3 separate regions of the Homo sapiens genome follow, and regions 2 and 3 are each linked to region 1. A link is a contact called in ENCODE Hi-C or POLR2A ChIA-PET data. All regions are on one chromosome and are shown on one strand. The core of a region is the stretch at or near the end of the contact, and the rest is flanking DNA. Distances in the headings are between cores, read along the strand shown. Region 1 has its middle 110 kb from the start of LINC00703. Region 2 has its middle 55 kb from the start of AKR1E2. Region 3 overlaps LOC107984195 (a long non-coding RNA gene).

Region 1 (2,912 bases), core at 49-2,548:
CCCTTTATGTATTAAAGGAACTTACAGATTTGAATAGATGGAGAGACATTCAATGATTCATTAGTATTTTTAGTTTCTAAGTATTATTAAATGATGATTAGCCACATATTAGAAGGTCAATTCCATGTAGGCCTATCAAACTGTTAAGTGTTTTCTTTTTTAGGAAAAAATATAGTGTACATGAATATTTATTCTTTTTACTTATCTCTAGATTTTTTTTGTCTTTTCCTGTTTCAGTGTAGTGATCCAGGGTCACCACCATTGCCAACTCTCTTTCTAACAAATTAACAGCATCTAAAACACAACTGCCTGTGTGTCTGAGTTAGTACAGTGTGAAAAAAGTTTCTGTCAATATTAGTTTGTAAATCAGAGTTCTAATGGGATGTCCATCCACTTTACAATCAAGTTAACAAGAGAGTCAGAGAGATGAGGAAGAGGAAAACATGTTATGGTGACATCCTAGGGTGATGCCAGTGGTTATTTAGCTTGTAACTAAATATCACCTGTCCCACTATTTCACCCAGCTTCTCCTCATCAGAGGGTGCAGGAGTGGGCACCAGAGGCATACGTGTGTAGTTGACCATTCCACGTTGCCACTTCTCCCTGCTGGTGTCCTCCTGCTGCTGTCAACGGTGGAGGGAGAGCTAGCCTAATGAATTATGACGGGAACATCACTGTGGTTTAGAATTCCATATAGGAAACAATGTCATGATTTTGGGGGATAGAATTAAAAATTAATATTTTAAACATATTAAACCCATATATTTGATATTTAATATTTTTATTATTAATTTTAAAATACATAAAGCTTCTGACAAATTATTTTTATTTATTTTGATATTCATGGAGAGAAAAATATGTGGTAAAGTACTACTCTACACTGAAATACTTTATTTAAAGTTATTGAATGCTTTTAAGCAAGGTAGTTTAGAGAATTTTGAACTATCTATACAGTGGTTTTTTAAGATTCCTAGAGAAAAATTATGCTAAATAACAGGCTTTTTGAGCACTGATAATGATACTAAGTTACTTATTCAAACGTGTCTTTCTGCCAAGACCAAGTTCCTTGAGAGCAGATTCTTAAATGCAGCATCTTGGTTACCTTTGCTTACTTATTTTTTAATTTCCTTATGTTTATCTTTGTTTACTTACACCTAATCGGTGCTCAATAGACTTTGCTGAAACAAAATGACGCCTTGTGGTTGACCAGTGTCTCATTACCAGGCAGCTTGCCCTGGAGAAAAATAGAGCAGTTGGTTTAAATCAAGACGCTCTGAGAATTAGCTAAGTGATTTACCTCTGCCAAGTAGGAACTATAAATACTGTCAGACTAAAAGCACCCGTTGCCTACCTACTGTGTACTGAGCATCATTCAATTGGCACACCTACTCAATAATTGTGAACAGATGGAATTAGCGCATAGAAAAGAGCATGTGTTTTTCCCTCTCCATCCACACATACCAACCTAGAAAAATAGAATTCTCCATCATGGTATTTTTTTTTCTAACAAGGACATCGTCAAATGTATTAGTCAAACTTGGAGTCCCTCCAAAACTAAAGCTTACTTCTAAATTTAGAACTAATGAGCTCTCTGTGTGTACCAAAGTAGAAAGCACATATTTTCTCTGTTAGCATTGAGGCCTTTTATTCAACATAACTCTACTGCGAAAGAGAATATAAATGTTTCTTCTTTAGTGTTACTGGCTTGCAAAACTCAGTCACTGGGAAAAACATGAACACTAGGGAAGAATGATAGGTTTGTAGAGAACATTCATTTCAGAGAATGGTAGAATCCTCCATTTAACAGGTCTTTAAAGATCCTCCAGCCCAGCGCTTCTTAACAGCTAGAATTCCTTTTAAAATGACACCTTGGGTGATCTCCAGTGCTCTACCTACCTCCAGCGTCAAGGCAGCTCCATCCACATCTGAGTTGCTTCAGTGGAGGGTCCCCCTGGCACAAAACCAAACTCATTTTTGCTATTGCCTCCCTCAGTGACTTCTGAGTTTACTTTTTGGGACACACAGATTGAGGACTCTTTCCTATGACACTTTCCTCGTGCTTGATGACAAACAACTACCGCATGTTCCCCTCTCCAGGTTTCTCTTCTCCATGCCAAAAACTTGCATGTCTTAACCCTTCCTCAGTGCCTCAATTTCCAATTGCTTCATCCTTCTGGCCACATTCTTGCCATGTTCTCCATAATACAACTTATTAAAGATGGATATCATGACATTTAAAAGAAGTTAACTGTGGCAGAAATATAAAAAATGAATTCCTAGGGAAGGTACTCAGGTCCCAGCTACTTGTCACAGCAGAAATGAGTGATTTTTAAAATTACACTTGAGAGTAAGTCCAGGACGATTTTACTTACAGAATAAAAGGAAGTAATAATATTTGAGAACAGGGAGATGAAAGACCCAGGAACACCTTTGAGACCTACTTTGGGAGGTTAGTGGAAAATTATACTCTTAATTTTAAACCAGAATATAAAGAATAGGGTCAATTTACCTGTAGGAAGACAGACATACTTCATTGAATGTGTTCTGTTAAATTCTTATAAAATTCCCAGGTAGATGAGTCTATAGAATAGTTAACCTATCTATACCTTGGTTATATAGGAAAGCATCTCGTAGCCTGGTGTTCTCACCCAAGACAAGCCCCACAGCTGTGCTTAAGCAATTTAGGGTGCTGAAATGTAACTGAATTCTTCTTTTTCACAAATGTCTGCTCTTTTTTGCTGAATCGCAATCACAGACACCATCATCCAGTTAACCTTTCAAGTGATAAAATTGATACTTTTCCATGACTTCTCTTTTAAAAAAAATCTGTCAGTTGCCAGATTTCCTCAATCTCAAAAATGTCTATCAAATCGTACGCTTTGCCGCATTTGAACACCATTGCATTAGCTCCT
Region 2 (2,864 bases), core at 309-2,808, 270 kb before region 1:
TGGAATAAAATGATTTGATGAGTAAGTATAGTTTCATACACATGGTGAAGTTTCAGTATAAACTCATGCAGGATTGAGGTTGGAGCCTAGTCATTATTCTTGGTACAAAGGATTAACCCAAACGCAGTTTCTTCATTCAGAGCTACTGTACATTTATTTAGAAATGGAAATTGGGTATATAAACAAGGCAGCATCTTTGTACAATAGAGCATTTTACCCCTAATTTTAGATTTGAATTATTCAATGAAGAAACATGAGGCATATGCTTCCGGGAATGTGGAGGTACATGATCTCCACTCAATGCTCTGAAGAACATTCCATGGCAAGGACGTGGCTTGACTAACATGTCCAACTAACGATGCGCTCTTCTTTAGAAGGTTGTTTAAGAGTGGATAAATATGACTTTGGGGAAAATGGAATATTTCATTTGTGGTTTTTGGTGACCAAACCATTTCTGAGTTTCCGCTTTCCTCTTAAGTAAATAGCTATGTTTATTGTCAATTAATGTGGAGCAGGAAAGAAGACAGCACCCAGATTTCTGCCATTGTTTTGAGAAAGGATATTGGCAGGTTTTCCCAAGCCATCTCCTCCAACCCTCCTTGACACCCTTTGTCCTGGGATCTGGCTCAGTGGACACAGTTATGGGGGGTGGCACATATTCTCAGAGGATAGGAAGTTTATGGGGAAGAAGGGGAATGAAACCCACATCCAGAGACAGAATTATCTGAAACTTTAACATTCAGGGACTCTTGTTTGATAAATCCCTGCAAAATCCTGGGAGAGGCTTCCTCCTTGGCAATATGTTTCATAAGTCATGTTTTATAAATGGCTGCTTTTTATAGAAATTTATTTAATGAAGTAGAATCAGATTTTCTTCTGATTCAAAACCCCAGGAATGGATGAGTCATATGCCCATTTCCTACTCTAACTGCTCTCCTTTCTCCGCTGGAACTTTCTCAGCCAAAAGCATCATTTGGAAGAAGCAAAAACAATCTTATCTAAATGGATGTGTGCAGAGAGGACTTTGTATTTACAAATAATTTGTTTTATTTTCTGCTTCCTGTAGATGGAGCTAAATCCTTAAGCATATGTTTACATGTGATGGAATTCCCAGGAAGGAGATCTTTGAAAGACAATAATAATATCTGCTGCTGAAGGCTTTTAATTCTTTGGACAATAAGTGGTGCTACACTGGGCACAATTTGGTGCTAAAGAAAGAAAGTTATTTGTAGGCAGAATCCTGTACCTGCCTCCTAGTCTCTGCAGAGAACAGAGAGTTTGTTGTTGAATAGAAATGGCCAGCAGTGTTACTATTGCTGTATTTTGTATTTTATCTAAGGTCATATTCAACTTCTTTTTTTTCTCATAAAAAATTAAACTGTTAAACTGCCCATTATCCATTGTCCTTTTACACGGGTGTTTCCTGGTCTTGTCTGTTGCTCAATGTGATTGAATGACCATGTATGACAAATAGTAATGAGCTCATAGTATTTCCCTTAGTCAGTTAATAAACAGTGCATATCTTTGGAAGAAGAGACACACTTTATTACTTCCCCATATGGTTTCAAAGGGATGTGAGAGCACAATGAGTCAGGCCAACAGGAAAACTTAAAAAAAGAAACGGAAAAAAAAGTTTTTAAAGAATCTTATTGTGTTTCTCCCAAGTTGCTCATAGCAACTTGTTTATTAATTCTAGAAATAGGCAAAGAAATTTTATACCTTAATAAGAAAAGAAAAAGACAATATTTTAGGGAGTTTAAATAATATTTATATGGAAAACAATTTTATTAAGTGAATTCACATATGTCTTAAGTGCTTTTTAGTGTATCCAAGACAGCATTAGATACATGTTACTTCTTAAAAAAATAAATGACCCCTCAAAAAGTTTTTAAGACATTTTTCTATTTTTTTCCAATCAGCTTCCATTTTTGTAACTAGTATACTAATTCACGGCAAAGTAAAAACAAACCAATTATAACATAAAATATTACTTTGAGATATTTTGATTATTTTTAAACGTCATAATTATTTGAAATCAGAAAGCAAAAAATGCTGGAATCAAAGTTAATTTCAGCCTCCAAATGTTTAAACTGTGTATTAAAACCTCTCTCATCTTATGTAAATTTTAATTCTTTAAAGTTGTGACATTTTCAAAAATCAAATATATATTTTATTTGGATTAATACATAATCTTGCAGAATGAGTTTATTATAATTTTATTCATATATGAGCTTTAAATTTATATCCCAAATAATTCTCAGAAACATTGGAGTACTCAGTTTTGTAGGTTGGTTAGCATTTTGATGTATCATTTACTATTAGTTTTTAGAGGTTAGAGCATCAATGAAAAGAAATATTGGTAATATAGAGGCAAGTTCTGAAATCTGTGGTTTCCAAGTCAACATTCAGGATTATTCTTTTAAAAAAATATAATTAAATTTTCTCAAAGTTACATTTACTATATTACAAATAGTCTCTTGTTTTGATTTATTAGGAAGACGTTAACAGCATATTCTTTTTTATGCAGTTTTCTTAAGACTCCATTAAAACAAATGGCTTTCCGGTCCGTGCCCCCTTCCAGGTCAGCTAACAATTTTATATTGATTTGCAAAAGAGGCTCCATTATAAAAACCTTTTGTAATTATCTAAATTCCATGTGTTTAGGAAGCTTTTGAACCATCCAGGAATAAGCTAATTTCCGTAATGGTGAGAAAGAATTGTACAGTGGATACAATAAATGCTTGTCTACTTACTTAGGCTTGTGTTTGAGTCTGTAAGTGCATGATTTGCTAATTTTGTTAAAAAAATAGTAAAAATTCTAATCTTCATTTGTATTGTTTCCTATATAAAAAAGCAAACCATTA
Region 3 (2,864 bases), core at 291-2,790, 440 kb after region 1:
CAATGACATGGTGGCTTCTTCCTGAGGATGTGGGAGGGACCCCCTGCTCCCACTCCCCACAGCTCATGAGCTTGGCCTGCAGAGGGAGGGAAGGGGGGCCAGCAGGTCTGTGCTCCTTTGAGGGGGTGGCATCCAGCCCCATCCCATCCAAGACTTCTTCTAGGAGGTTCCCTTGGTGTCCCGCTAGGTAGTTAAGGGAAGCGAAGATTTCTTGATATGCATTACTCATGCAGGCCTATTGTGCATTTGAATCACCTGGAGATCTTGTCCACATGGTTTCTGGTTTGGGTGGTGGGGCGGGGCCTGAGAGCCTGGATTTCTGACAATTTTGGAGTAATGCCAGTCCTGCTGGGCCATTGGCCACACAGGTCAGGGGGCATTCACCTGTCATTATCTGTCCCATTCTTTCAGGCGCATTCGCTTGTTAACCAGAGACTGGGAGTTTTGTTGAATGCGTTCAAAGGCCTGTGACATTATTGCCCTGAGGCCACTGCAGCCCAGCTCTGTTCTGTAGGAATCAGTTTCTCTCCTTAGAGTGACAGGTGATCTCACCGCAGGGCTCCTTGGTTGAGTGTTGGCCCAAGGACACTATCAACTCTCAAGAGAAGCATCTGCCAGCCAGCCACCCATGATTCGCAGGGTTTAGGCTCTGGAACGGTGAAGAAGTGGCTCCACGCCATGGGCAGATCTGAAGGAATTCTTAGCAATCGTGTCCGTTCTGATGCTAAAATGAGGAAAATCTAAATCAACGCTGGGATGGACACAACAAAAGCAGAAATTCCAGCATATTTAGAAATAATCCCAATAATCCCAACCAGAAATAATCTAAGGTCTGCCATGGATAAAAATACAAAACCGGATTTAGGGCTAGATTCAGCAGGAAGGGCTTGTGGAATGACAGGAAGGAGAAGGGACAGGGAGGGGAGACACAGCTGATGGCCTCACTGTAGATTCAAGATGAGGATCAGTTAGAAGCATTTGGACAAAGGTCAAAGCTGTTAAAAAAAATTCATACACCATCAATCAAAATAAAACAACGTGAATGAAGTGACTCAGGGAACATGCAGTTTGGCTCAACTGTAAACTGCTTCAGTAACATCTTGCTCCCCTTCTCCTGGTCAAGAAACTACATTATTCATCTTCCAATAACAGATTATCGCCCTGTTCTTGGAATGAGAGGAGCTCCACATTGCTGGAAAATAGCACAGCTCACAACACCTAGAAGAATATCCACATGACTTTCAACATACTTTAGAAAAAAAATCACAACAAAGTGGCTCAATGACTAAAGAGAGACATTTCTTCTATTTGCCATAAAAACCAGAAAGGCTATTTGCAGAAAAAGAGCCAACATATTTTCTTGAAGTCATTGGTAGGCTGTCTCTTCCCCAAGCAGAAATTCAAAAACACAATATAAACATTTGGTTCAAGTCTTGGCACTTTCTGCAGTAAGAACAATACCCCTCCCTCTCCCTGGTGGTAGCAGAACTGGGGAGCCCTGGGCTGAGCCCGTTCCCTCCCTCTCTGCCATACTGCCTGCTGGAAGACTGGAGGAACGTCTAAACTTAGCACATCGTGGTGTAGGCAAGATTATGCAAGCACAAGGAGATAGTCCAAGCAAATGTTCTGAAATGAATTCATATCTTCAAGATCAGAGTCTAGACTTATTTGCCCAGACGCTCAGCACTTCCCTGCTCTTGTTTTTGAAAATTGTGGTCCTTGGCACCCAGTTAGTTTGTCCTATCTTCATAGATTCTGGGAGGGGGCCAGACACCAGCGTGACTGTCTATGCACACTGCGTGCTGGACTGTCATGTGTGAGGGCGTGTTGTGGGTGTGCCTGCACATGCCTGCATGTGTGAGTGCTCCTTCTTCAGGAAGTATTTTTACCTCATTGCACATTCCCCTTCCTGCATAAAATGAACTCCTTCCATTTCTTAACCAAAATGATTCTTGCCCATCAATCAGGATTCTGTTTAAATGTCATTTTCTTAAAGGTCTTAAAGGGTATCCTCAGATCACTGGAACCCAAGTAGGAATTTGGATAAATTATCTCATGTCCCAGTTCTTTTCCTTAACACATTTTTGCCATAATATATACCCTTGAATTTTTAATTGTTTAATGCCTGTCTCTCACTAGTCTACCAAATTACTGAGGATGGAGACCCTATCTGTTTCTTTATTGTTGTATACTTAACATATAACAAAGTGCTTAACACCTAGAAGCCAGGTAATTAATAAACAGTCAGATAAATACATGAGCAACTGAATAATAAAGATAACTCCATATAGTTATATGTGGAAATATATATATATTATATATACACTGTTGTGATTATCGTTATTACTTTTGTCATCACTGTTCTAATTTGGGGTTCAGTTTTTATTAATTATTTATAAAATTTAGTAATTTCTAGATTTACCATAATATAAATTAATTATTACTATCTAATACAAAATTACTGTTTACCAGCAAATTCTCACAAATAATTATTATAGTAACAAGAAACTATTACTATAACTAAATTATTACAAATTATTATTATAGTCTATGAATCCAACAGGAAACAGCAGCTCTTATTTTGAATAGGTAAGGTTTCTAAGCTGGAGGGATCAGGTCTTCCTTATCCAGCTTAATTTCTAGTCCTTCCATGACATTTTTCCAGATAATATGCCGGGACACCCTTAGCATTCCATCAAGTTTTGGGTAAGAATATTTTCCATCTCTGGCCAGCTTGATTTGCCGAGCTGTGCTAGATGTCAGCAGCTGCACTGGACATTAGCTGAGGGTAAATAATGAACATGCATCAGCTTCCAACTCTGTGCCAGCCTGTGCCACATCTTTGGCCCTGGGTAAGGTTAGCC

The links. Hi-C counts contacts between places; a loop is a spot of excess contacts on that map. ChIA-PET counts read pairs that join two places held with the same protein, here RNA polymerase II (POLR2A). Pooled maps may share reads with other maps.
Region 2: a map of ascending aorta shows a loop between it and region 1 (4-fold over the local background). The contact joins two enhancer-like sites. A Hi-C loop is called at or near these places in 3 of 168 maps with a recorded cell type or tissue (ascending aorta, gastrocnemius medialis and heart right ventricle) and 8 of 50 pooled maps. POLR2A ChIA-PET finds 5 or more read pairs at or near these places in 1 of 52 experiments (PC-3).
Region 3: a map of sigmoid colon shows a loop between it and region 1 (2.1-fold over the local background). The contact joins two enhancer-like sites. A Hi-C loop is called at or near these places in 1 of 168 maps with a recorded cell type or tissue (sigmoid colon) and 2 of 50 pooled maps. POLR2A ChIA-PET finds 5 or more read pairs at or near these places in 1 of 52 experiments (MCF 10A).

The regions. Positions count from the first base shown.
Region 1 is chr10:4,497,522-4,500,433 of GRCh38, reverse strand. No RefSeq gene overlaps it. Among named protein-coding and RNA genes, the nearest start is that of LINC00703, 110 kb to the right of the region's middle. Within about 2 kb of position 1,298, at least 3 of the 41 ENCODE cell types and tissues checked have a DNase peak (open chromatin) inside an H3K27ac peak, as active enhancers do.
Region 2 is chr10:4,769,570-4,772,433 of GRCh38, reverse strand. No RefSeq gene overlaps it. Among named protein-coding and RNA genes, the nearest start is that of AKR1E2, 55 kb to the left of the region's middle. Within about 2 kb of position 1,558, at least 9 of the 41 ENCODE cell types and tissues checked have a DNase peak (open chromatin) inside an H3K27ac peak, as active enhancers do.
Region 3 is chr10:4,060,475-4,063,338 of GRCh38, reverse strand. The region is part of intron 4 of LOC107984195 (a long non-coding RNA gene); the gene reads right to left. Among named protein-coding and RNA genes, the nearest start is that of MIR6078, 71 kb to the right of the region's middle. Within about 2 kb of position 1,540, at least 14 of the 41 ENCODE cell types and tissues checked have a DNase peak (open chromatin) inside an H3K27ac peak, as active enhancers do.